Linked DNA regions of Homo sapiens: region 2 is linked to region 1. Evidence: read pairs that join two places in POLR2A ChIA-PET (ENCODE). Cell type or tissue: Panc1. All regions are shown on one strand. Links, peaks and the distances in the headings refer to the core of each region. The heading gives the core; the rest is flanking DNA. Region 1 has its middle 36 kb from the start of CTPS1. Region 2 overlaps KCNQ4 (potassium voltage-gated channel subfamily Q member 4).

Region 1 (16,511 bases), core at 7,528-10,027:
ACCCAGAAGTTTGAGACCAGACTGGGCAACATGGCAAGTCCCTGACTCTTAAAAAACAAATTTTTTTTTTAATTAGCCTGGCATGGTGGCTGGCGCCTGTGGTCCCAGCTACTCTGGAGGCTAAGTTGGGAGGATTGCTTGAGCTCAGGAAGTTGAGGCTACAGTGAATCATATTCTCGCCACTGCACTCCAACCTGGGCTAACAGAGTGAGATCCTGTCTCAATCAGTTAATCAGTCAGTTCAAAAAGAGAGAACTGTGCCAAGACCCAGAAGTAGGAGAGCTTAGTCTCTTATTGAACTCCAGCTCGAAGGGACCTGACACAAGGGCTCAGCCTTTGTCCCACGAAGTTCGCTCTTGTGACTTCTAAGTATGGTCTCATGTTTTCTTCTCTTTAAATTTTTTTTTTATTGTTTTTAGTTGACCTTAAATACTCTCCTATCCAAGAGGTTTCATGTTTTAAAAGACGTTGTTATCCTGGGCAATCTAGTGAGACCCTGTCTCTATAAAAAACAAAAATTAAAAAAAAAATTAGCTGGGCGTGGTGGCTTGCACCTGTACTCCAGATACTCAGGTGAGGTGGGAGGATTGCTTGAGCTCAGGAGGTCGAGGCTGCAGCCTGGGCAACAAAGGGAGACTCCATCCCTATTTGAAAAAAGACATCGTCTTCCAAACAAGCTGCCTTAAATAATTAATCTTCATTTATTTCCTACTATTATGAATCTATCTATCTATATATATATAGCTCCTATCAGAGTTTTTGATTAGCATGAGATGTTCAGACTCCCTATTCTGCATTAATCATTATAGCAACTACCATTTGCAGAGGGCTGACTCTGGGCCAGCCTACGTGCCAAGTGCTTTACATGTGCTAGCTCATTCAATCGCCACTAGAAACCTCTGAGTGGGGTCTTATCACTCCCATTTTACTTAGGAGGAAACTGACACCCAAAAGAGACTCAGTCACTTGCTCAAAGGCACATCACTGACTGTGGTCTAACCCTGGCCTATCTTCCTGTAGAGTGGACTTGATTCAAACGTTTCCCTGTTCCTTGGGAGTGATGGAGTTCCAGCCTGAAAGAAAGATACCTGGCCCATCAGCACATACAGTTTCATCCTGAGCAAATGCTTACGCATTCTTGTTATGCATTTAGAAGTCCTAATATAGCTCATGGTACCCATTCTATCTTGAGAGTTCCCTAGGGTTCTGGGACTCCGGGTGAGAATCACTAAGCTAGTCCAGCCTTTTATCTCTCCCCCTGCCATACTCAATATACAGATAAGAACGTGGAAGCCCAAGGAGGGGCAGTGAAGTCGAGGCAGCCTTCCAGGAACCCCCTCAAAGGATCCCCTCATGTCATAAAACTAGAAAAGACCTTCCTCAGCCAGGCACAGTGGCTCACGCCTGTAATTCCAGCACTTTGGGAGACCAAGACGAGAGGATTGCTTGAGCTCAGGAGTTGAAGACCAGCCTGAGCAACATAGTGAGACCCTGTTTCTACAAAAGATTTTTTTCTTTTCTTTTCTTTTTTTTTTAAATTTCCAACATTTATTTTAAGTTCAGGGATACAGGTGCAGCATGTGCAGGTTTGTTACATAGGTAAACGTGTGCCATGGTGGTTTCCTGCACAGATCATCCCATCACTCAGGTATTAAGTCCAGCATCCATTAGCTTTTCTTCCTGATGCTCTCCCTTCTCCCACCTCCCACCCTCCGACAGGTCCTAGTGTGTGTTGTTGCCCCCCCATATGTGTCCATGTGTTAACATAATGCAGTTCCCACTTGTAAGTGAGAACATGCAGTATTTGGTTTGCTGTTTCTGCATTAGTTTGCTGAGGATAATGGCTTTGAGCTCCATCCATGTCCCTGCAAAGGACATGATCTCTCTTTTTTTTTTTTTTTTTTTTTGAGATGCAGTCTCACTTTGTCGCCCAGGCTGGAGTGCAGTGGCGCGATCTCAGCTCACTGCAACCTCTGCCTCCCAGGTTCAAGTGATTCTCCTGCCTCAGCCTCCCGAGTAGCTGGGATTACAGGTGCCCACCACTACGCCCAGCTAATTGTTTGTATTTTTAGTAGTGACGGGGTTTCACCATATTGGGTAGGCTGGTCTTGAACTCCTGATCTCATGATTCGCCTGCCTCGGCCTCCCAAAGTGCTGGGAGTAAGTGCAGACATGAGCCACCATGCCCAGCTGATCTCATTCTTTTTTATGGCTGCATAGTATTCCATGGTTCTACAAAATATTTTTTAAAAATTAGCTGGGTGTGGCAGCACACACCTGTAGTTCTAGCTACTTGGGAGGCTGGGGCAGGAGGATAGCTTGAACCCAGGAGGTAGAGGCTGCTATGAGCCGTGATTGCACTGGTACACTCCAGCCTAGGTGACAGAGCAATACCCTGTCTCAAAAAAAAAAAAGAAAAGAAAAGAAAAGAAAAGAAAAAATAAAATAAAATAAATTAAAGGAAAGAGCTCCTTGGTCCTTGCGTCATTTTCCCTATCTCCTCCCTTTGCCCTCCCTCCTTACCTCACTCCCTGGCTTCCTTCCTTCTCAAGCTTCTAGTGAGCCCCTGCTCTGTGCCAGGCCCCTGGTGCTGGGGACACAGGGACAAACAAGTACTTCTTGCCATTCTTTCCATTTCTTGTGGGCTGTAGCACAGTGCCGCACATGCTATGTTATTAAGTTATCTCCACCACAAATGCCGTTTCCACCAGATGTCATTAGTGGCAACATGATCTACAGTCTCACTCACTGGCATTGCAGGATAGAATACAGCATAGCCCGCACCCACCTCCCCACCCCTCCAACCCTACCTACCTCTGCCCTTCTTCCTAAAAAGGGCAGATGCCATTTCCATTAGCCCTGTAGGGGGCACTGTCTGCCTCCTCCCTTTTTAAAAAAGGACCAGCTGGTAGACAGACTTCGTGTATCTGCCTTTTCTCCTTCATGCTTTCCTGCCATTCATGACTCATTGCTAATCAATTTTCTCTCTTCCTTGTGCCAGTTTTATAGCCAGGCTTCGCCATCTGCCTGGTGGGCGAGTTGTGTTAGTCTGTGTTTGTGTTAATAAATTAGTTCGAGTAATATTATCTGTGCTGGCTGCTAGGAATACAGACAACAGTTAGCCCTGGTGTCTGCCCTAGGGAAGCTCACAGTATGGGGTGGGAAGGGGAGGCTGCTATTCCCGCACTCTGCGAAAGGGCTGCTGGATAGGGTAGCTTTACTGTTAAGGGTGGGACTGCACTGTATTTAGGGCATGTTTACTATGCCCCAGTGAGCCCTGGGCAACACAAGGGCCCCTTTGGCTCTCTTGGCTCTGAAAAGGAAGCCAGGAGTCTTGGTGGGAAACCTCTAATAGCCGGGGGAGGGAAACGCTGTCCGGGAGAAAACCCTATTTGTTAGCAGTCTGGGAGTCATCTGTCCTTCCAGGCCGACTTTTAGTAACCATAACATCAGTTAAAATAATTTTTTTTTTTTTTTTGACACGAAGACTTGCTCTACTGCCCAGGCTGGAGTGCAGTGGTGGGAGCTCGGTCCACTGCAACTTCTGCCTCCCGGGTTCAAGCAATTCTGCTTCAGCCTCCCGAGTAGCTGGGATTACAGGTGTGCGCAACCATGCCTAGCTAATTTTTGTATTTTTAGTAGAAATGGGGTTTCACCATGTTGGCCAGACTGGTCTCAAACTCCTGACCTCAAGTGATCCATCTGCCTTGACCTTAAAATAATTTTTAATAAAGATGATTTTTAACATTGTTACAAAAGTAGTAATGTGCTCAATGAAAAAAATTTCAGTGATAGAGAAATAAAATGAATTTCAATCTTTGCCTTCAATCTGTCTCACTGTTAACACTTTAGTATGTTAATTTCCAGGTATACATAATAGATATTATAATCATATAGCTACATATGTGTATGTGTTTTTATAATCAAATATATGTGGAAAGAGCTAGAGAGATTATTGTCTTTCTTTTTTATTTTTTTATTTTTTGAGACGGAGTTTCACTCTTGTCTCCCAGGCTGGACTCCAATGACGTGATCTCGGCTCACTGCAACCTCCGTCTCCCTGGTTCAAGCCATTCTCATGCCTCAGCCTCCCGACTAGCTGGGATTACAGGCACGTGCCACCATGCGCAGCTAATTTTTGTATTTTTAATAGAGACGGGGTTTTGCCATGTTGGCCAGGCTGGTCTTAGAACTCGTGACCTCAGGTAATCCACCCACCTTGGCCTCCCAAAGTGCTGGGATTACAGGCATGAGCCATTGCGCCTGGCCAAGAGATCATTTTCAAAATATAAATAAAAATATAATAAAATATTAGGCCGGTCGTGGTGGCTCACACCTGTAATCCCAGCACTTTGGGAGGCTGAGGAGGGTGGATCACCTGAGGTCAGGAGTTTGAGACCAGCCTAGCCAACATGGTGAAACTCCGTCAAACCCTGTCTCTACTAAAATTACAAAATATTAGCTGGGTGTGATGACACGCGCCTGTAATCCCAGCTACTTGGGAGCCTGAGGCATGAGAATTGCTTGAACCCAGGAGATGGAGGTTGCAGTGAGCTGAGATCGCACCCCTACACTCCACCCTGAAGGTTAGAGCAAGACTCTGTCTCAAAAAAAAAGTATATATATATATATATCTATATATAATATTAAACATATAAAAATACCTGTTATAACATGTTATCTATATAATAATATATCTTATAGATATACAATATACCTGTTATTCAAATTGCTTTGTCTTCCAAACGGAGAACTAATTTCCATGTTGGCAGGTGTAGATGGATCTCCCTCATTCTTTTTATCAGCTGTATAGTATGGACACACCATGAGGTACCCAATTCTCTGGTGATACTCATGCAATTCCTGTCTTTTGTTATTATAAACAATGCTGCAAAGAACCACTATATATTTCTCTTTGCTCACTTTTGCCATTATTTCAATAAAATAAATTCTCAAAGGTGGAATGGATTTGATCAAAGGGCACATAAATATAAAGTTCTGATGAAATAGATGAATTTCTTTCCAAAAATAATATTGCAATTTGCATTTGCCCCAGGAGTGATGAGATACCAACTGACACGCTCCCCAACACTGGGTGCCTTTTAATTTTTGCAGTCTGATACATGAAATATATTATCCCATTGTTGTTTTCATTTGGATTTCTGTGGAGTCAAACATCTCTTCCTGAGTTGATTGGCCATTTGAATGTCATCTTCTATAAAGTGTATTTTCCCATGTCGTTTGTCTATTTTTCTTTTCTTTTCTTTTTTTGAGACAGAGTCTCACTCTGTTGTCCAGGCTGGAGTGCAGTGGTGTGATCTTGGCTTACTGCAACTTCCTCCTCCCAGGGTCAAGTGATTCCCCTGCCTCAGCCTCCCAAGTAGCTGGGACTACAGGCACCCACCACCATGCCTGGCTAATTTTTGTATTTTTGGTAGAGACAGGGTTTTACCATGTTACCTAGGCTGGTCTTAAACTACTGACCTCAACTGAACCACCCGCCTAGGCCTCTGTAAGTGTTGGGATTACAGGTGTGAGCCACCACGCCTGATTATATTTTTCTTACTCATGGTTTTCTTCCTTCCTTTGTACTTTTTAAATATTTTAAAATAATTAATTAATTTTCTTTTTTTTGAGGCAGAGTCTCACCCTGTTGCCCAGGCTATAGTACAATGGCGTGATCTCGGCTCACTGCAACCTCCACCTCCCAGGTTCAAGTGATTCTCCTGCCTCACCCATCCAAGTAGCTGGGGTCACAGGTGTGTGCCACTACACTGGGCTCATTTTTTGTAACTTCAGTAGAGATGGGGTTTCACCATGTTGGCCAGGCTGGTCTCAAACTCCTGACCTTGTGATCTGCCCACCTTGGCCTCCCAAAGTGCTGGGATTACAAGCGTCAGCAACTGCACCCAGCCTGTACTTTTTTTTTTTAAGTTGATTTGTAGGAGGTCTTTGCATATCAGGTTATTAGCTCTCATCTGCCATGTGGAAAGCAAATCAGTATTTTTTATAATTTAGTGTTTGTCATTTGCCTTGCATATGTTTTTTCCCCCTACAGAAGTTTAAAAATATTTATGTAGTAAGATCTGTCCATCTTTTCCTTGATAACTTCTGGGATTTGTGTCATATTTTAGAAAGATTTTCTCCACTCCATGATTAGGAAAACATTCTCTGATATTTTCTTCTAGCATGTTTATGGTTTTGTTTTTTACCAATGCATACTTAATCCATCTGGAATTTATTTCAGTGCATGCAGTAAGTTAGAGATTCAGTTTGGTTTTTTTCCAGATGGCTCATCAACATGTAGTTTCCCCTTACATATGTGAAATGCCACCCTTATCATACACCAGATTTTCTTATGTGTTTAGGTCTATTTGTGAATTCAATTCCACTTTACTTCTTTGTCTTCAGTTTCTGAGCTAACACGCTTTAATTATCGTAACTTTGAACATGCTCATAATCTTTTCCAAACCTTTCTCACTATAATAGCAACAAATCTCCTGAGAAGCTGCACACCCTTTCTTTGGCTCTGTTAATGTCTCTACAATGAGGCCAAACAGTCTCCTCAAGGTGACTGTAAATCTTTCCGCCCACTTTCCTTTGTTTATTCCACACTGCGCACCTGCTCTGTGTCTTGGCTGTGTGGGATCAGGAGAGACAGAGGGAACAACACAGATGCAGACCCAGCTTTACATGCTAACTTCAGTGATTAACCCTCAAGGCCACTGCAATTTTCATGATGACAAGTTCAGGGACACTGAACTTGCTCCCAGGGACTCTCCTGGAAACCATGCCCGGATCTCATTGCTTTCGGATGCCCTCGAGCCATGGCTCAGCCAAGGCCAGTGGTAACAGAGCCAAAAGAAGTTAAATTTTAAATAAACCTGACTTCCTCTCCAACATTGTTAGAGAAACCCTGATCCAGTTCATTCCGTTCCCATTAGATAAGAAAAAGCCAAAAAAGATGCAGTCATTGGGAACTGTGGTATGCTGTGAGCTTTTGGAAATGGATTCTTTTCTTTCTTTGCTTTGCTTTGCTTTGCTTTGCTTTGCTTTGCTTTGCTTTGCTTTGCTTTGCTTGCTTTCTTCCTTCCTTCCTTTCTTTCTTTCTTTCTTTCTTTCTTTCTTTCTTTCTTTCTTTCTTTCTTTCTTACCTTTGTTTTTTCCTGGAAGGGAAGAAAATGGAAGAAAGACTCTTGAGAAGGCTAACTTGTCTGGAAATGGTCTTTGAAGCTCAGCAGTGAGAAGACAGCATATTATGGGTCTGGTCCTGTGACCTTGAGCACGTCATTGAACGTCTCTGGACCCCATTTCACAAACATTCAGGCCCAACAAATAGGCGCTGTGCCAGAAGCTTTATTTATGTACAGTCTTATTGGATGCTCAGAACATTCTTATGAGGTAGAATCATTACTCCCTGGTTTACGCACAAGAATACCAAGATTCAAAAGGGAAATAGACAGTATGCCTGAGGCCACTTATTTGGAAGGAGCAGAGCCAGCAGAGGGTGCTTCTCCCTGTTACTGGGCAGAGTAGCGGGGGTGGAGTGGGGCAGGGTTCATCACCCCTGCCAGGAATCAGGACCCACGATGAAGCTACAGCCATTAAGACAGTACGGTATCCACATAGGGACAGACACATTGACCCCTGAGAAGGAGTAGAGAGACCAGAATCAGATCCACATATATATGGTATATATATGCGGCAGGAGTGGCATATCACAGCGAAGAAAGGGAGGATGGGCCAATAAACAGAGCTGGAAAAATTACTTCACAACATAAACAAAGATCCGCACTAGATGTTTTAAGGACTTAAATTTAAAAAAATAAAACTTTAAAACTATTAGTAGAAAATATAGGTGGACTGCCTGTGGTCCCAGCTACTCAGGAGGCTGAGGTGGGAGGATCTCCTGAGCCCAGGGAGGTCGAGGCTACAGTGAGCCATGATCATACCACTGCACTCTAGTCTAGGGGATAGAGCAAGCCCCTTAAAAAAAAAAAACAAAAAACTTCTACAATTCAGTAAGAAAGAAAAATGGACACAAAAGGTATGAGCAGGAGTTTTTTGTTTGTTTGTTTGTTTGTTTTGAGATGGAGTTTTGCTCTTGTTGCCCAGGCTGGAGTGCAATGGCACAATCTCGGCTCACCACAACCTCCACCTCCCGGGTTCAAGTGATTCTCCTGCCTCAGCCTCCCGAGTAGCTGGGATTACAGGCACGCGCCACCACGCCCGGCTAAGTTTTTGTATTTTTAGTAGAGACGGGGTTTCTTCATGTTGGTCAGGCTGATCTCGAGCTCACGACCTCAGGTGATCCACCCCCCTCAGCCTCCCAAAGTGCTGGGATTACAGGCGTGAGCCACCATGGCTGGCCAAGCAGGCATTTAAGAGAAGAAGAAACACATATAGCCAGTAAGTTTAAAGAGATGTCGAACGTTGTTAGTGATCAGGAAAACACAAACCAAGGCTCGGTGAAATACCATTTTACATCCCTTCAATTTTCAACAGTTTAAAGTTTCATAATATGGAGTGTTGGAAGGATGTAGAGCTCCAGGATCTCTTGCATATTGCTGGTGGAAATTTAAATTGGTGACACCATTATGGAAAGGTCTGGCATAATCTTCTAAAACCAAACATTCTTATAGCTTATAACCCAGCAGTTTTACCCTAGCTGCACTGTCCATTCAGTAAAACTGGAAACCATCTGGGATCAGTTGCATTTGCTCATAATTATTAATTCCCTCTTCACCTTGCTAGGCCTCTTCGTTGGAAAAAGACCCTTTCCTAGGAGAGCTGCAGCTGACTCTTGGCCTCACAGAATGAGAACTAGAAATAAATGTTTGCTACAACAAGCCATTGAAGTACTGGGGTTGTTTTTTTCCTGTAGGAAAGGATGAAAACACACCCTATGCTAAATGGGATAGGACAGTGATGAATAGACCTTGGTATGCTCATGTATGGTACACAATAGACAGCAATCAAGATGAATGAACTGCAGGGACATGCCTCAGATATGAATTAATCTTGCCAATCTAATAGTAAGTGAGAAAAGTAGATCTCAAAAGATTATAGGCTGGGCACAGTGGCTCACGCCTGTAATCCCAGCACTTTGGGAGGCTGAGGTGGGCGGATCACAAGGTCAGGAGCTCGAGATCAGCCTGGACAACATAGTGAAACCCCGTAGTCTCTACTAAAAATACAAAAAATTAGCTGGGCGTGGTGGTGTGCACCTGTAATCCCAGCTACTCGGGAGGCTGAGGCAGGAGAATCGCTTGCACCCGGGAGGCAGAGGTTGCAGTGAGCCGAGACTGTGCCACTGCACTCCAGCCTGGGTGACAGAGCAAGACTCCGTATCAGGGAAAAAAAAAAGATTATATTATTTCGCGAAGTTAAAAATGACTAACATTAAAAGTACTCTTTTGAGCCTTTGAGCAACAGCAACACAAGATGGTAGCCAATTTATGAAAACAGAATATGCAGCTACAAAAATAGAATATGGACCTAAATACTCCACAGCACCTCCGTTTGTAAGATTTGTAACAAAAATTAATAAGAATGGAGTTAGTAGTTCTAATGGAGTGGTGGACCAAGAACCTTATTAGTGCTAGCAAAATGGCAGAATCCATATAACATCAAAGTTGTCCTGCAAGAGCTTCAGCGCCTAAAGATGTCTAGTGAAAACATGAAACTCCCTCAGCTGCCTGAAGGACAGCATTACAGCAATTATCCAAAAGGAAAACCACAGGCCCTTTTCCTTCCCCCTGGAGTTTGCTTTAAACGACTTCATTTTCCACAGTAGTAAATTTTCTAGATACATCTCGTAGACCTCAAAGTACAGGAAAAGAAGCTCACTCAAAGGAAATTTATCTTAAGATACTGTAAATGATACTAATTTTGGTCCATTTGAAACATATAAGTTGTGCTATAACCAAAAATGTACTCTTAAGGAATACATATTATTGCAAGAAATTATAACAAGGAAAACGAGAATGGTGAGCAGACAGGACCCAGGCTGATGGGGACCTGGTGCCAGGGAAGGAAGGCTGACTCATCCATGAAGCACCATAGGCACCATGCCTAGGGCCCAAAATACTTTTAGAGGTCCATGAAAATGTGTTTTTTGTTTTGTTTTGTTTTGTTTTTTGAGACAGAGTCTCACTCTGTCGCCCAGGCTGGAGTGCCGTTGTGCTATCTTAGCTCACTGCAACCTCTGCCTCCTGGTTCAAGCGATTCTCGTGCCTCAGCCTCCCGAGTAGCTGGAACTACAGGCACGCGCCACCATGCCTGACCAATTTTTAATTTTTGTATTTTTTGTAAAGACGGGGGCCTCGCTATGTTGCCCAGGCTGGTCTCGAACTCCTGAGCTCATGATCCACCAGCCTCAGCCTCCCAAAGTGCTGGGATTACAGAAGTGAGCCACCGCACCCGGCCATTATTATCTTTTTAATCAGAAGAAACTAATGAACTTTTTAGTTCAAAGAAAATGTTTTACTATATAACAACATATTCTTTATTACCAATGCAATCATAAAATATACGTATACATATATATTTTTGTACACGTCTGGTATACATATATATTTTTGTGCACGTGTATATGTGTGTTTAGGAAGAGGCCCACAAAAGCAAAATGTCCCGGATCCATGCTGCAGGGGATGCACGTATGGTTATTTGTACCTAAAAAGTCAAGGTACTAGCTTTGGTTTGGGGTGAGATGTTACATTATTATTATTTGTTTGTTTTTGAGAAGTGGTCTTGCTCTGTGCCCCAGGCTGGAGAGCAGTGGCACAATCATGGCTCACTGCAGCCTTAACCTCTCAGGCTCAAGCTATCCTCCCACCTCGGCCTCCCAGGTATCTAGGACTACAGGCCTGTGACACTACGCCCAGCTAATTTTTTCTATTTTTTGTAGAGGTGAGGATCTCACTGTGTTGCCTGGGCTGGTCTCAAAATCCTCAAGCAATCCTCCTACCTTGGTGTCCTAAAGTGCTGGAATTATAGGCATGAGCCACTACCAGGCCTGGCCTCTTTTTTTTCTTTTCTTTTTTCTTTTTTTTTCAGAGACAAAGTGTTTTTAGAGACAGGGTCTTACTTTGTCACCCAGGCTGGAGCACATTGGCACAATCACAGCTCACTTCAGCCTCGAACTTCCGGGTTCAAACAATCCTTCCATCTCAGCCTCACACGTAGCTAGGAATATAGGCTCATGCCAACACACCCAACTAATTTGTTATTACTTTTTGTAGAGACAGGGTCTCCCTATGTTGCCCAGGCTGGTCTTGAACTCCTGGGCTCAAGCCACCCTCCTGCCTCAGCCTCCTAAAGTGTTAGGGTTACAGGCATAAGCCACCATGCTGGCCCTGGACCTGTTATGAATGTGCCATTGCCCAGGCGTGGTGGCCCATGCCTGTAATCCCAGCACTTTGGGAGGCCGAGGCAGGCAGATCACTTGAGGTCAGGAGCTTGAGAACAGCCTGGCCAACGTAGTGAAACCCCATCACTACTAAAAATACAAAAAAAAATTAGCTGGACGTGGTGGCGTGCACCTGTAATCCCAGCTACTCGGGAGGCTGAGGCAGGAGAATCACTTGAACCCAGGAGGCGGAGGTTGCAGTGAGCTGAGATCGCACCACTGCACTCCAGCCTGGGTGACAGTAAAATACTCTGTCTAAAAAAAAAAAAAAAAAAAAAGAATGTACCATAAACCAAGGATTATAATCATCTAATTTCATGGGCCTGGGATACCCCTGAAAAACAATTAGCAAAGATATTAAATGTGAATTTGTAAATACTTCCAAATAAAATCTTTTCAAAAGTTTTATTTAGAGATCTGAGCTTCCTTCTGTGCACATCAATTTTTAGATTTTTTGTCTGAAACAGCTACACAAAATTCCTGCGCAAAATTTTAAAATGAAATTGAAATTTTAATGGAAGACTCTAACAGTACTTGCTTTTCTGGCATGAATGAATGAAATTGCTTGCAATGATGTAAGTGGACTTTGAACTCAATTGAACTTTGTTGTTTCAAGTATTTCGAAATACTCACGATTTCAGAGAACCAAGCTCTGGAGCCAGAGTGAGTAGGGAAGAGACACAGTAGTTGTTGGCCGAGCACTGTGGAGAGTCTGTGGGCCAGCAGCAGCACCAAGCAACTGTCAGTGGCCACAGATGCATGTGGCCCGTGTGCAGCAGCCAGCTCGGGCAGGTGGCATCATGGATGAGGTGTTCTCCAAGGAGCTGGACCAGTGGATCAAGCAGCTGAACCAGAGAAAGTAGCTATCCAAGTCCCAGGTCAAGAGCCTCTGCAAGGAGGCTAAAGAAATCCTGACAGAAGAATCCAATGCACAAGAGGTTTGGTGTCCAGTCACTGTCTCTGGAGATAAGCATGGGCAATTTCATGTTCTCATGGAACTGTTTAGAAAATTACCAGATGGCCGGGCGTGATGGGTCACGCCTGTAATCCTAGCACTTTGGGAGGCTGAGGCGGGCGGATCATTTGGGGTCAGGAGTTGGAGACCAGCCTGGCCAACATGGTGAAACCCTGCCTCTATTAAAAATACAAAAATTAGCTTCCCAGCTACTCAGGAGGCTGAGGCAGGAGAATCACTTGAACCTGGGAGGCGGAGGTTGCAGTGAGCTGAGAGCGTGCCACTGCACTCCACCCTGGGTGATAGAGTGAGATCTCCATCTCAAAAAAAAAAAAAAAACCAAAACAAAAATAGAAAATTACCAGATACAGATACAGGCTGGATGTGGTGGCTCACACCTGTAATCCTAGCATTTTCAGAGGCCAAGGCAGATGGATTGCTTGAGTCCTGGAGTTCAAGACCAGCCTGGGCAATATAGCGAGATCCTGTCTCAAAAAAAAATTAATAGAAAATTACCAGATACAAATTACTTGTTTACAGGAGATTATATTGACAGAGGATATTATTCAATTGAAATAGTTATGCTGCTCCTAGCTGTTAAGGTTTCTTACCATGAATGCGTCACCATTCTTCCAAGGAATCATGAGAGCAGGCAGATCACACAAGTTTATCATTCCTATGAAGAGTGTTTAAGAAAACATGGAAATGCAAATGTTTAGAAATATTTTCCAGATTTTTTTTTTCAAAGACTGGGCCACCCAGATTGGAGTCCAAGGGCACAAAGATGGCTCACTGCAGCTTCAATCTCCCTGGCCCAAGTGAGCCTCCTACTTCAGCCTCCCAGGTAGCTGGGACTACAGGCGTGCACCATCATGCCCGGCTAATTTTTTGTATTTTTTTGTAGAGATGAGTTTTTCACCATGTTGCTTAGGCTGGTCTTGAACTCCTGGGCATAAGTGATCCACCTGCTTTGGTCTCCCAAAGCGCTGGGATTACAGGCATGAGCCGCCATGCCCGGCCTTTACAGGCCATCTTCCTCTCACTGCCTTGGGGGATGGGCAGCTCTTCTGTCTCCATGGTGGCCTGTCGCCATCTGTAGATACACTGCATCACATCAGAACACTGAATTGCCTACAGAAAATTCCCCATGAGGGTCCAATGGGTGACTTGCTATACTCAGATCCAGATGACCATGGTGGCTGGGGTATATCTCTTTGAGGAGATGGTTACACCTTTGGGCAAGATACTCCTGAGACATTTAATCATGCCAGTGGCCTCAGGTTGGTGTCTAGAGCTCACCAGCTGGTGATGGTGGGACATAACTGGTGTCATGACTGGAATGTAGTAGCCATCTTCAGTACTCCAAACTATTGCTATCATTGTGGTAATCACACTGCAATCATGGAACTTGATAATACTCTAAAATACTCTTTTTTTGCAGTATGACCCAGCACCTCACAGAGGCAAGCCACATGTTACTCATTGTACCCCAGATTACTTCCTGTAATGAAATTTTAAGCTGGGCATGGTGGCTCACGCCTGTAATCCCAGCACTTTGGGAGGCCAAGGCGGGAGAATCACCTGAGGTCAGGAGTTCAAGACCAGCCTGGCCAACATGGTGAAACTAAAATATAAAATACACTAAAATCTACTAAAAATACAAAATACACTAAAATCTACTAAAAACACAAAATTAGCCGGGCATGGTGACATGCGCCTGTAATCCTAGCTACTGGGGAGGCTGAGGCAGGAGAATCGCGTGAACCCAGGAGGCGGAGGTTGCAGTGAGCCGAGATCGTGCCATTGCACTCCAGCCTGGGAGACAAGACCAAAAATCCATCTCAAAAAAAAGAAAAAGAAAAAGAAAAAGAATTTTAAATTTGAACAGGATTGCCATGAATTGTATATTGACTTAATGGAAATGGGGACAGCAACAGTAACTCCAAAGTGTCAGAAAATAGTTAACATTCAAAAAATTTGTTTTCACATGGACTAAAAGCTGTGCCATATAAAAATACAAAGCTTTTTGTCACCAAGCCGTGATCACTTTAGAATAAACCAGTTCATTGTATGCTGGAGCAACATGGTGTTTGCAGTTACTTTTGCTTTCTTTGAGAGACCGCAGATAATAAGATGTAAATTCACTTTGTGAATACAATTTAACCTCCATCTAGCTATAGCTTTACTCAGCATGACTGTACATAGGGGTAGCAGAAAACAATCACTGGATCACTGGAACTTAATGAAATTAAAAAAAATAAATGCCAAGCCCTCCCCTCTACTTAAGGGTTTTGAAATCGTTCTGTTTATTTTCAGGGATACCATTTAATTTAATTATAAGACTTGCCTCCACTCAGTTTGTCGCCTTCTCAAATCTGAGCCACATGCCATTCTTCGTTATTGTCAGAACCTAGTGAGTGGTTTTGAACAGAGCTGTTTTTGCCCCTTCCTGTAAAGTGATGTTTTATTGCACAAGAGCACTGCAGAGTTTTCATAATAAACTTGCGAGCTCAGAAAAAATTACTCATGAAGCTCTTATTTGCAGTGTTTGTTATTAAAGCAGGCACCCTAAAGAGTATAGCCAGCAGGGACAGATCCAGGTTTTGTGAAAGCCTGAGGTTTATATAAGTGTGTGTGTGTCTGTGCGTGTGTGTGTGTGTGTGTGTGTGTGTTTGTATGGTGAGGAGGGCTCTTTATGAAAAAGACTGCAAAATTCTAAGTACAAAATTAGGTACTACAGGAGATTGCATTACTGGACCCAATACTTCCCCCCTCCTTGGGTCTACATCTTTGCCATATGACTTTGCAGTTTGGGCCACTAAAGTGTCAGAGTGTATTTCTACTCTTCTTGACTCTGGCCTTGGCCATGTAACTTGCATTGGCCAATGGGATTGAGTGGAAGTGACAGCATGTTACTTCTGAGTCTGGGTCTTTCTTCTTTGTACCTTGTCTTCAACATGAGGGCATTCACTGGTTAGCACAGTGGTCCCAGGAGGAAGATGAGGGATACAGGGAGCAAAGCCATCCAGCTGACCCAGCTTAGATAACCTAGCTCACAGCTGCTGTGGCCTAAAGCATCCCAGCTGATCTGCAGATCTATGCCAATAAATACTTGTAAGCCGCTGAGTTTGGGGACCATATGTTACACAGCAGTACTCTACCAGTAGCTAACAAATGCAGGTATAAACATGAAGGTTTATTTGTAATGAGAAAATAAATCACAACAGATAAGATTTTAGCAGCTGACAAATAGCTCAAAAGTCACAGAATCCAGAAAAATACATAAATTTTCATTAATTGCCATCTGACATACCTCTATAATATCCTATATGTTGGCTACATTTTCTTTGGTTGCCTCTCCAATATAACAACTTAAATTTTTTTTTTTTTTTGTAATTTTGTGTTTCTACAGAGAGGAGGGAGAGAGGATTCTCTCTTTCTTCTGAAATGGTTTATTGAAAAATACTTTTTAATTGGTAATTTAGTAAAGTTTCGTCTAGCATCATAACTGACTTTAGGTCATGTTGTTTCAATTATTAAGATTGTTGCCAAAGTTGTGAAAACCTCCATCAAGTTTCTTTCAGGACATTTTCAATTTTCTTGTACAATTAATTGTAAATCTTCTTTTAATTGATTCTCATTATCCATTTGTCATCAATGTTCTTTTGTAGTGGTACATTGTAAGTTTCATGCTTTCTTAGTTCAGTAATGTGTGTCAACTCAGCAAAAGTAAATATTTTTTCCACTGTGTCCATGATCTACTCCTTTTTATTATTCATTATTATTATTTTGAGACACAGTTTCACTCTCCTTGTCCAGGCTGGAGTGCAATGGCCCGATCTCGGCTCACTGCAACCTCCACTCCCACATTCAAGCAATTCTCCTGCCTCAGCCTCCTGAGTAGCTGGGATTACAGGCATGAGCCGCCACGCTCAGCTAATTTTGTATTTTTAGTAGAGATGGGGTTTCTCCATGTTGGTCAGGCTGGTCTCCAACTCCCGATCTCAGGTGATCTGCCAGCCTCGGCCTCCCAAAGTGCTGGGATTACAGGTGTGAGCCACCGTGCCCAGCCTATTGTTATTATTTTTAGACAGGGTCTCACTTTGCCACCCAGGCTGGAGTGCAGTGGTACCATCATAGCTCACT
Region 2 (10,982 bases), core at 2,501-5,000, 110 kb after region 1:
ACCCTTTCTTCATTTGAAACACCACCCTCTCCCAGTTCTTTTCCTACTTCCCTGACCTCTCCTTTACAGTCTCCTTTGTTAGTTCCTCCTCTATCTCTGCAACCTGGAAACACTGCAGGATCCAAGGCTCACTCTTGGGACCTCTATTCTCTATTTACTCCACTCACTAGTTGATGTCTTCAGATCCATAATTTTCAATTCCTCTACACTTTCGACACCAAATCTTCATCTCCATCCTGTACTTCTGCTCTGCACTCCACACTTCTCTATTCAACTGCCAGATCAACACTCCACTTGAATGTCAGATAGGCATCACAAACCCGGCACCTCCCAAATCTCCTGACCGAAACTTGCTCCATTCATTGCCTTCTCCATGTCAACAAATGGCAACTCGATTTTTCCTCTTGCTGAAGCCAAAAACCTTAGCTTCATCCTTGACTCTCTTCTTTCTCTTAACACCCCATCAGAAAACCCTGTCAACTTTGCCTACAAAATGTATCTAGAATCTGACCACTTGTCCCACCTCTGCAGCTGCCACTCTGTTCCAAGTCCCCACGGTCTCATGCGTGGAAGTCTGAAGCAGGTTCTCATTGGTCTACCTGTGTCCACCCTCACTCCGCTAAGTCCATCCTCAACACAGCACCCAGGGTGATCCTTTTAAAAGACAATTCAGATCTTGTCAGTCGTTTGCACAAAACCCTCCAATGCTTGCAGCTCATCCTGGATGAACACCAACGTCTTTGCAGGGGCCTACAGGACTTTACACTCTCTGAGTGCCGTTAGCCCTCTGACCTCACCTCCTACCTCTCACTCCAGTGCAGCCACACCAGGCTCCCTGCTGTGCTGAAGCCAACACTCCAGCCACTTGCCCCTCTCAAGTCCTTGGCACTTGCTGTTCCCTCTAGAACCTTCTCACCTATTTAAAATTGCAAACCCTAACAGCCTGACCCTTATTTTCCTCCTTAGTATTTATCGTTGTCTGACATATTCCAGTTTTACTTATTTATCACTTATTCTCCTTCCACTAGAATGAAAGCTCCATAAGTGTGGGAACTCTGCTGCGCTTTCTGCCATATCCCCACAGGCTGGCAAGTAGTAAATGCCCACTGACTATTTCTCGAGTGATTAAATGAATGAGTGGACAGTGAAAATGCAGGCCAGAAGAGGAGAAGGGCAAGGTGCAGGTGATGTGGGTCTTGGGGTGAGGATTCTTCCTAATGCTGGGTCTACCAGAGAGATGTGGGAGGATTCCAGAGGCAAGAGGTGGGCAGTGAGGACAATTTGCCTATTCTCTTGGGAGATGGGAGGTCAGTGATTATTTTAGGCTGATTATTTTAGGACCAGGAAACAGTCATTCTAAACAAAGCCCCCAAGGCATATGAGTCAATAGGGCTTGCACAGAGGACCCACCTCACAGAGAAACTATGGTTGGGTTGTTTCTCAGCCTTGGGACGGGTGCTGGGTCTGGCCTCAGGCTGGCACTGCAAGCCAGGGACCTCCTCAGTCTAGAAACTCAGCTGCAGCAGTGAGCCCTTGGGGGTGCTCGGGGGTTGGCCTCAGACTTCATTCAGGGCTGGGGTCGCTGCCTCCCTGCCCCTGCCTCCCAACAGGCCCGGTGCACCCACCGAGTTTGCAGGCTCTTGATCCGGCCCAGCATGTCCAGGTGGCCTGCTGAGTACTGCTCAATGACGTCCTTCACGTCGTACGGTCGCAGTGTCTCCTTGAATTTCCTTTTGGCCACCAGGAACTTGAGAATCCTGTTGGGGGAGGGGGCTCAGAGGGAGTGTCCTGTTAGAGCAGGGATTCTTTCCCAGCACCCTCTCCATCTCTTTGCTATCCCCTTGTCCAGCACCAGGGCACCTCCTGCTTGGCCACCATGAACAGCCTCTGCTGCGTCTCCCAGCCTCCCCTACCTCCAAGTAGCAGAAACAGGGATGAGATGGAAAGGGGTTAATCAACCAGCCGGGGTGGAGGATGGGGTTCAGGGTGCCATGGTATGAGAAGACAGGAGATCAGCCTCGAGAAGGAGGCTGGGGTGTGCTTTGAAGAGCCCTGCATCTCTGGCAGAGACTGGGCAATGGGACATTGTGGGGCAGGCACATCAATAACTCTGTTTTTTTTTTTTTTAATTTTTATTTTTTAAAGAGATGGGGGTCCCACTATGCTGCCCAGGCTGGTCTCGAACTCCTGGACTCAAGCGATCTGCCCGTCTCAGCCTCCCAAAGTGCTGGGACTACAGGTGTGACCCACTGTTCCCGGCTCAGTTACTCTGCTTTAGCATGCCAGCTCTGCCAGCCTGTGTGGAGAATACCCTGGAGGGGCAGAGGCGTGGGCAGGGAAACTAGCTTTAGGGGATGGGGGAGGAGATATGGAAGAGCTTGGAGCAGTTCAGGAGGTGGGGCTGAAAGTCTCCCTGGTCTGAGTCCAGGATGACTCCCATGGCTTGGGTGACCAAGTGGATGGTGGTGCCACTGCCTGAAATGGGAACCAGCCCAGGAAGAGGAGCAGGTTTGGGGCATGCTGGCTGAGAGGTCGGTGGGGTGGCCCAGGAGAGCTGGCTTGGGTCAGGTGGCAGGTCAGGTACTATGTCCTTGACACTGGGCACATGGAGGGGAGAGAATGGATGGGTGAAAAGGGGGTAAGCAGAGGCTTCAGACTGTGGGGGGTAGTGGGGACAGGTCCAGCTGACTCTGATTTTATCTATTTATCTATTTAGAGACAAGGTGTCACTCTGTCACCCAGGCTGGAGTGCAGTAGCTCAATCACGGCTCACTACAGCCTCAAACTCCTGCACTCAAGCCATCCTTCCACCTTGGCCTCCCAAGTAGCTGGAACTACAGGGGCACACCAACATGCCTGGCTAATTTTTTAATTTTTTTTTTTTTTTTTTGCAAAGACAAGATTTCACTATGCTGCCCAGGCTGGTCTCGAACTTCTGACCTCAAGTGATTCTCTTGCCTCAGCCTCCCAAAGTGGTGGGATTACAGGCATGAGCCACCACGCCCAGCCTGACTCTAATTTTAAAAGGAATACAAGAAAAGAGGCTTGTGGGCAGGTGTATCAGCCAGGGAAGAAAGTGGGGAGCCCAGAAAACTTGGAGGTTGAGGGGGTTTCTGGAGCTAGAGCTGCAGGCTGGAGATGGAGACTAGGCCAGGACGGCACACCAAGGAGCTTGGAGGCCAGATCCATGCCTAGGCCGTGGCCTAGGAGACCCTGGTCCCTGCTTAATTTTTGAGGCATGGAGACAGCCAGTAGAGCAGGGGCTTTCAAACTTTTTTGACCAAGACCCACCATAAAAAATACATTTTTTTTTTTTATACAGTTTCACTCTTGTTGCTCAGGCTGGAGTGCAATGGCACTATCTTGGCTTAATGCAACCTCTGCCTCCCAGGTTCAAGTGATTCTCCTGCCTCAGCCTCCCAAGTAGCTGGGATTACAGGCATCCACCACCACGTCTGGCTAATTTTTTGTATTTTTAGTAGAGACGGGGTTTCACCATGTTGGCCAGGCTGGTCTCAAACTCCTGACCTCAAGTGATCCACCCGCCCAGATGGGGAGCAGCAGTGGGTGGCACACGGAGGGGGGTGCTCGCCTCAGGCCTCAGTCTTACCTGATGGAGCGGATGACTGTCTTCACAGCAGGCATGATGTCGTCCACCGTGAGCTCACACTGGTAGCTCTTCTCCTCTGCTACTTCCTCTGAGGGGGCATCTGAAAAGGCAGGTATGGGGCAAGTGGCCCACCAAAGGGGCCACTCCCAACCTCCCATCCGACCCTTGTATGCCAAACCACCAGTAGAGTGTCCAATAGGAAGACAGAGGCCCAGAAAGGGCTCAGAACCTTCTTGGGGCTCCTGTGTCTCACTGCCCTCCCCAGGGTGGAAAGCCCCAGTGTGTTGCATGCCCATCTGCCCCGGTGGCCAGTCAGGGTAAACATCTGCCTGGTGGGTAGGTGGGAGCTGCTTTAGGGCACAGCTGGCCTAGTCCAGGGCAAGTTTGTTGCACAAAGCCCTGGAGGAAGCCCCACTGGTTCCACCTTGCAGAACAGTGAGCCCCAGAGATAAGGGGTTTGATGGCACTGCATGTAATCATGCACACAGTCTTCTCCTTCAGCTAAGATGGAAGGACACCCAAGTGGCTGGCTCCCAGGCCCAGCTCTGCTACTAGGGAAGGCCCTTAAAACAAACCATTCTTCCCTGAATGAGAGAAGCTTCTCTGAGGCTAGTGCCCTGTGTTGCGCAGAGAGGTGATGCTGTCCTTGCCTCACAGGAGCAGTGGCAAGAGCCCGGACAGCTTCCAGGACAGGGAAGGGAGGTCCTGGGCACCAGCTGTGCCCAGGCTTCTATGGGCAGCACCTCTCAAAGACTGGTCTATGGGGTTCTGTAAACTCTGAGGTGTCAGCCAGCAGCATCTTGAGGGCTGACACAGCACAGGCAGAAACAGCATGGCTGGGTCCCCTCCCTCCAAGGCCAAAGGGGGAGCTGTCCCCATCCCCCATCCTTGTGCACTCACCCCACCTCTCCCCACCCAGGGGCCTAAAGTATGTCAAAGCTGGGAGAAGTCTTCCAGGGGGCTTGGTCCAACCCTCTCATTTTCCTGAAGAGGACACTGAGGCATGGAAAGGGGCAGTCTCCTGCCTAAATCACAGTGGAAGTCTCCAGCAGAGCCAAAACTCAGAAAAGTGACATCAGCATGGTCCACAGTCTCATACTTGCAGCCTGGGCTGGGTGAAGAGGGGTAGGAAGAAGGCCTGGGCTTTGGAGCTGAATAGACCTGCTTGAGGAGAGCACCTCTGCCACTCACAAGCTGAGAGATCTCAGTGCCCACGTCTGTAAAGTGGGGACAAAAACAGAACCTACTTTCCAGGGTCACTGGGAGAAGTAAATGAGATAAGCCAGTGCTGGGCAGTGCATAGTCAGGGCTCATCAAGGATGCATTCCTGCCGCTTCCAAAGTACATTTGTGTTTAGCTATTTGTTGAGCACCTCCTATATTCCCAAAAGTCTTCTGTTCACCTTCCATGGATTATCTCATTTAATCCTCACAATAATCCTAGGAAGTGGATGCTATTATTGTTCCCATTTTATGAATGAGGAGAATGAGGCCCAGAGAAATTAGGTCACTCGCCTAAGATAAGTGACAAAGCCAGGATGCAAATCCAGGCAGTCTCGCTCCAAAGCCTGTGCTGCTAACCCCTATGAAATGCCACCCTCCACGTGATTCCCAAACAGTCTGATGTCCATTGTATAGCAGAGCAAATATTATAATGCCCATTTTACAGATGAGAAGACCAGAGCCCAAAGACGGTCCATCAGTTCCAGAGCTGAGACGCGAGCCAGATCTTTCTGCTCCCAGCCCAGACTGTCCCCGCCCTGCCACCCTCAGCCGGCCCTCGATCGGACTCAGCCCCCCGGGGGCTTACCCTCAGCAGAGGTGCGGGGTTTGAGTCTCAGAGATGCCCGGAAGCGGGTGCGGTCATTGAAGCTCCAGCTCTTTTGCACCTTGGTGGGGCTGGTGGCCTCACCCACCTGCTCGCTGCTTGGGGAGGTGGGCATTGTTGGAGGTGCCAGATGCTGCTTGGAAGGACCCGTCCGCCGCTGGGAGCTGCCCATGCGGATGCGGTCTTTGATGCCCATCCGGCTGCTGGCAGGGCAGGCAGGTTGGGAGAGAGCCAAGTTAGCCAGAGCTGGGGGTGGGGGTGAGTGGGGACAAAGCTGACTTAGGACTTGGGGGTGGCTATTAGGTCTGGATTCCCCGCCAAGCGGAGACTTCTTGGGATGGAACAAGGATGTGGTAAGGGAGGCCCTCACTCCTACAAGAGGCTGATTCGGGGTCAGTCGAAGCAGATCCTCTCCCCACCACCCACATCCCACCCCTCATCACCCGGACAGATAAGGGGTGCACAGGAGACAGATGTCAGAGTGGAAGGAGTGGGAGAAATCCAAAGTCAGAGACACAGACAGGAGGATGTGGGAGCTGGGCCTGGCGCAGGTGAGTGGGCAGAGGGTGGGGGTGGCGACCCCTTTGGGCACAGACAGGCTGCTGAGGGTCGGAAGCTCACCTGGCCATGCACACGGAGGTAGGCCTCCAGTCCTCACTGTACACAGGGGCAGGCTGTGTGGAGTCGAGGGTGTGTGTGTGTGCGCGCATGCACACACACACCTTGTGCACACACATGTGCGAGTGTGGGTGTACAGGCACTGGTGTGTGTACATATGTTGGCGTGTGTTTACATGTGTCATTTCATATTTTCCTCCACTCCCCACTGCTGCGGCTATCTGATCCCACACTGGTCAGGGTTTTAGGGCCTCGTACAGCTGTGCAGGCAGTGCACTGCAAAATAAGGACTCCATCACACAGACTTCCATGCAGTGGTGCCCTGGAGGTGTGCAGCGTGATGGCCTACTGAGGGCCTCGGCCCCATGGTTCTAGCTGCTGGGCCCACATGTATGCCCAGGCCATGCCTGGTGCCTGCCCTCTCAGTGAGGGTCTCTATTTGATAACATGTTCTTCTGTGGTCTCTCCTACCTAAGTTCAGCCCACCTTGATTGACATCCTGCCTGTGTGGTCTTGGATCCCCGCTAAAGATCTACCCCCCGATACTGCCTACTGAGCTCCCGGTTCAACAGCATTTACACAGTCTGTGTGCATGTGAACGTGTACGTGCACGTCTACACATGCACTCAGACTTCCCTTCCCGCATCCAACTCCCCACCACGTTCCCCAAACGTTGGAGGAAAACAAGTTAGCAGAGGCCTCATTCCCCAGGACAAGCCCTGGTTAACCATGATCTGGTAGAGTAACTCTGTGTCCAAGAGGTTCAAGGACAATGTTATGGCTGTTGGGGTAGGACCTATGCAAATGTCCTCCATCCCATGCCCTGTGACGTCATCGCTGCCTCCCCTGCTGTGGTTTGCCACTAGAGATTCCGACAGGTTCAGGTTCGGGTTCAGGGGGACCCACCCCAAATGTCTGGGGCCCCAGATCAAGAGAGTACCAGCCAGCCTTAGAGGAGACCTGAAGTGGGGCAGGAGTTGGGGGAGGACACCGTGTCACCTACTCTCAGAGGCTTTCAGATCAAGGGTTGAGCAGAGAAGAGATTCTGGTTTCGGTATTGGGTGGGAACTGGGGTCTCCCATGCCCAGGGCATGGGGTGGAGGGGAGGGAGCCAAGGTGCTGAAGTGAGGGAGACCTCGAAACCAGGGGCACCTTCAGGAAGGTGGCCAGGATGTAGGGCCATCCTTAGGGGTGGCGGCCTCTGCCCAGAGGGGAGAGGTTAATAGGTCAAGGATGGGGGCCCTGAGGGTATCAAAAGGACAGGGACAGTTCCCAGTTCCCACTATCCAGCATGCTCTCCACTGGCCCAGGACTCCATCGACACATCCCAAAGATTCCAATCAAAGTTTGAGGTTGGCTCTCCCAAACTTTCCTCTGCAGAGCCATTCCTGCAGGCTCCCTCATGCTGGCAAGCACCCTCCACCCTGCCCGGTCCGTGCAACCCCTTCTCCTGTCCTCCACTCCTCCAAGAGGGAGAGGAAGAGAGGAGAGTGGAGAAGGCCCTGACACTTTGGCCAAGGGCCTGGAACTCCACATCACTGCGCCCACCACATAAGGCTCCAATGGCGTTCTGGAGAAGAGGGCAACCTCCCTGTCAAAAGAAGTAATGCAAGCAAGGCTGAGCTTGCACTCAGCAGGACTTATGGAGGAAGGAGTTCGAGGGCTTGCACTAGAGACCTTGAAAGGTCCCTTTCCAGCTCTGATTCTGTGATGGTTGAGGAAGCTTCCAGTCTGGTTTGTGGGGTTCTGTAAGTTTCCAGCCAGCCAGAGGCCCTGAGCTCCTTTTTAATGCAAGAAGGCACTGTTTTCCCAGGAGTGGGTCTGGATTCCAGTTCCTTGGGCAGGGCCCAGAAAATGGCTCATATCAGCTCCTCTAAGTCTGAAAGCTAAAAGAAGGTGGAAGAAAACCTGGCACACAGTGGGCACCAAAAAGCTCTTTCCCCTCCCAGGCTCCCAGAACGTGCAGGGTCCCATCAGGCTGCCTTAGTTCTTTCAGTTCTCTCAGCCACTGTGTGTGGTGGGCGGTCTTTACCATCCCTATTTTATATACACGGAAAGAGGTGAGATGATTTGGCCAAGGTCACAGAGCTCCTATGAGATGGAGCAAGAACTGGAACCCAGCCTTCTCTGACTTCAGAGTCTATGTTCTTTTTCTGGGTCAAGCAATCAGGATAGGGTGTAGAGCAGTGGTTCTCAACTGGAGCAAGTTCCCCCACTCAGGGGACATGTGGCAATGTCTAGTAGGTAGACATCTAGTAGGTAGAGGCCAAGGGTGCTGTTCCACATCCTACCATGCATGTGATAGTCGCAATCCACAAAGAATTATCTAATGTCAATGATGCCAAGGTCAAGAAACTCTGGCTAAGGATCTGTTGGTACCTGGGAGAAAGATGGGGTGGGCTGGACTGTGGCTGCCCTGCTGGGGAGGCCGAGCTCTGCCCAGGCTGCCCTGCTGGTCCCAACCCCTTGAACTCACTTCCACAAGGACTTTCTTTAGGGCCTCATGATCTGCCCTCCCAGGGCCACTCTCACTGGGGGAACAGAGGCAGCCTACGACTTCTGAAGCCACATACAGCCCCTCTTCAGGGACTATGGAAACAGCCTCGCCACTGGCCTCTGCCATGGCTGTGTCCTTCCTGTCCACACCCTCCACAGCCAAAGGAGGCTTGCAAAATGGCGGGCCTGACCCAGAGACTCCTTAGCTCAACGCTTCAGCTCAAACCATTGCCCACAGCCATGGTTTCTAAGCTATTTTCTTTTAAGGTAAATAAGATCTTAACTGCTGAACATACCAAATCAAATAAGGCCAATATTTATTGGAGCCAGGTCCAGTTTTAGTGGAAGCAGACCCTATTTACATCTGCATTTTACATCTGAGGAAACTGAGGTGCAAAGGGGTCAGGTGATTTGCCCAAGGACACACGAATAGTGGGTAGTAGCTAGATTGTGGTCCAGAACCCACGTTTCTAGGAAAAAACACCTCTCAGCAGAAGCACACATGGGCAGCCAGGAGCCCTGCCACTCATCTCCTAGCTCCGGGACCCCAGCCCACAGGGCCCCAGAGGCACCTTTGGAAACCCAGGACTCCATGAGCTCAGGCTGCCAAGCATGCCAACAGGGTGAAGCTCACACTGGGCTTTTAGGTTCTGCATGACCCAGCTCTGCCCCCAACCTTCGCTCTGATGTCCAGTCTCAGGGGGGCCAAACTGGGCTGCCAGCTTTTTTCCCCACACTGTGCTCCCTCTTGCCTCCTTGCTTGGGTCCGTGCTGCTTCACTGCCTGGAATGCCCTCCCTGAAACCCACTGCTTTTAGGGCTTCCTCTGGGTTGTGTGCCTGACCCGGGCTCCACAGCCCCTGTGCTTCCTCCCTTTGTTGCACTCATCACACTGAGCTGCAATTACTCTTTGCAACTCTCCGAGGACGATGTTTTATTCATCACCGTGTCCCTAGTGCACAGAGCAAGTCCTGGCACAGGGCAGGTACCAAGGAATGCCATGGAGATGCCGCTAAAAGAGCTGGGGTCCTGGAGCTGGCAAAGGTGCCAAACCCAGCTCCTTCAGGCATCTGCTAGGTCCCCAGGTGGGTAGCAGGGAGACAGAAAGCTAAGCCCAAGGCCTGGCAAAAGTCAGAGTGAGAAGGACCCTCAGAGGTCCTCTAGTTCAATCTGCCCATTCCACAGACGGAAAACTGAGGTCCAAGAAGGGAAGCAATTTGGCCAAGATCACAGAGGGCATCAGCAGCAGAGCCAGCACACATCCTTAAGGCTCCTGCACGTGCCCCTCCTGGCACCCTGGGCCCATGCCCCAGACCTAGCAGAGGCATCCCAGAAAGGCGAGGGGTTCACTGGGCACCCAAGGCAGACGGCAGGCGGCAGGCACATGCACCTTGTCCTTGGCCCATCCTGTCCCCTCTCCAGCCCCCAAATTGGGTGGGGCAAGGAGGAGTGGGGACAGGAGGAGCAGGCGAGGGGGTACCTCGGTCTCCAGCTGGCGTGGATCCGAAAGAAACTCCGTTTATTATTAAACATCTGGCTGGAAGTTTGAGAATAAGACACGAACAGAGGTTAGCGGGAAAGGGGCTGTGGGCAGAGTGTGGGGAGCTGCTGGGATGGGGCCGGCCTCCGGTAGCTGGTGGGAAAGAAGGACCCCCACCTAAATCATCCTCCAGCCCCATCACCAGAACGTAGATGTTCTCACACTTTGCATAGGGATCCCCTGGGGACCATGTTACATATGCAGAAGGCTGTGTCTCTTCTCCAGAGATTCTGATCCTGTGGGCTTGGAGACAGGTCCAGGTATCTGCATTTTGAACAAACACTCCATGGGATGCTGATGCAGGAGGTCTGGAGACCATGGTTTGATAAACTCATTGCAAAACCCTGAAGAGGAGAGGTGCTGGCCCTGGCAATGCCATCCCCCAGGAAATCCTGCTCCTTTAGCACCACTTCCTGTGGGCACACTTGGCCCAGGTCCATCCCCAAGCACCACCAGAGGTGTGGCCAACCGAGTGTGTATATGTGTGTGTGTTTTTGGTGGAGGAAGGGTGTCCTGGCTGGCGGTCTAGACAGCCACGATTAACGATACGGCCATTGGGCCTGAGCCTGGTGACTGATCTACAAACCATGGCTCAGCCCCCTGGGGTCCCTGGGAGAAAGGGCCACTTTACTACCATCACCCTGTGTCCCAGACACTCGCCAAGTCCCCTCCCAGGCAGATAGATACGAGGCTGGGAGTCAGTGACAGCCAAGCCCTTAGTAGTAATCTGTTCCTGGGCCCTGGGGGTGTCAGGGACCAAAGGAGCCGTGGGGAGTGTACAGGTACTAGGCCCCAGGCTAATGTCCATTCCCCTTGCCTTCCTATTCAGTCAAAATGAGACCAGAGTGAACTGGAAGCACAGAGAGCCCTGGCTCAGGTCCTGGACAGGATTG

Evidence for each region. ChIA-PET counts read pairs that join two places held together with the same protein. Peaks named below come from ENCODE experiments on the same cell type or tissue, not always from the same donor. Only the 100,000 strongest peaks of a DNase experiment are listed, where the experiment ranks them.
Region 2: POLR2A ChIA-PET joins it to region 1 with 5 read pairs; 7 of 35 experiments call an interaction of 5 or more read pairs at or near these places.

The regions. Positions count from the first base shown.
Region 1 is chr1:40,935,460-40,951,970 of GRCh38, reverse strand. It overlaps the pseudogene LOC100128362 and the pseudogene UBE2V1P8. Among named protein-coding and RNA genes, the nearest start is that of CTPS1, 36 kb to the left of the region's middle. RefSeq lists an enhancer at 6,641-7,140. In Panc1, for the core only: no CTCF peak of the experiment used is centred there; no DNase peak of the experiment used is centred there; H3K27ac peaks cover 2,444 bases.
Region 2 is chr1:40,825,742-40,836,723 of GRCh38, reverse strand. It overlaps KCNQ4 (potassium voltage-gated channel subfamily Q member 4), which reads right to left. Exons shown (of 14, transcript NM_004700.4): 10 at 5,420-5,640; 11 at 3,611-3,710; 12 at 1,626-1,757. Among named protein-coding and RNA genes, the nearest start is that of CITED4, 31 kb to the left of the region's middle. RefSeq lists an enhancer at 1,600-2,125. In Panc1, for the core only: no CTCF peak of the experiment used is centred there; no DNase peak of the experiment used is centred there.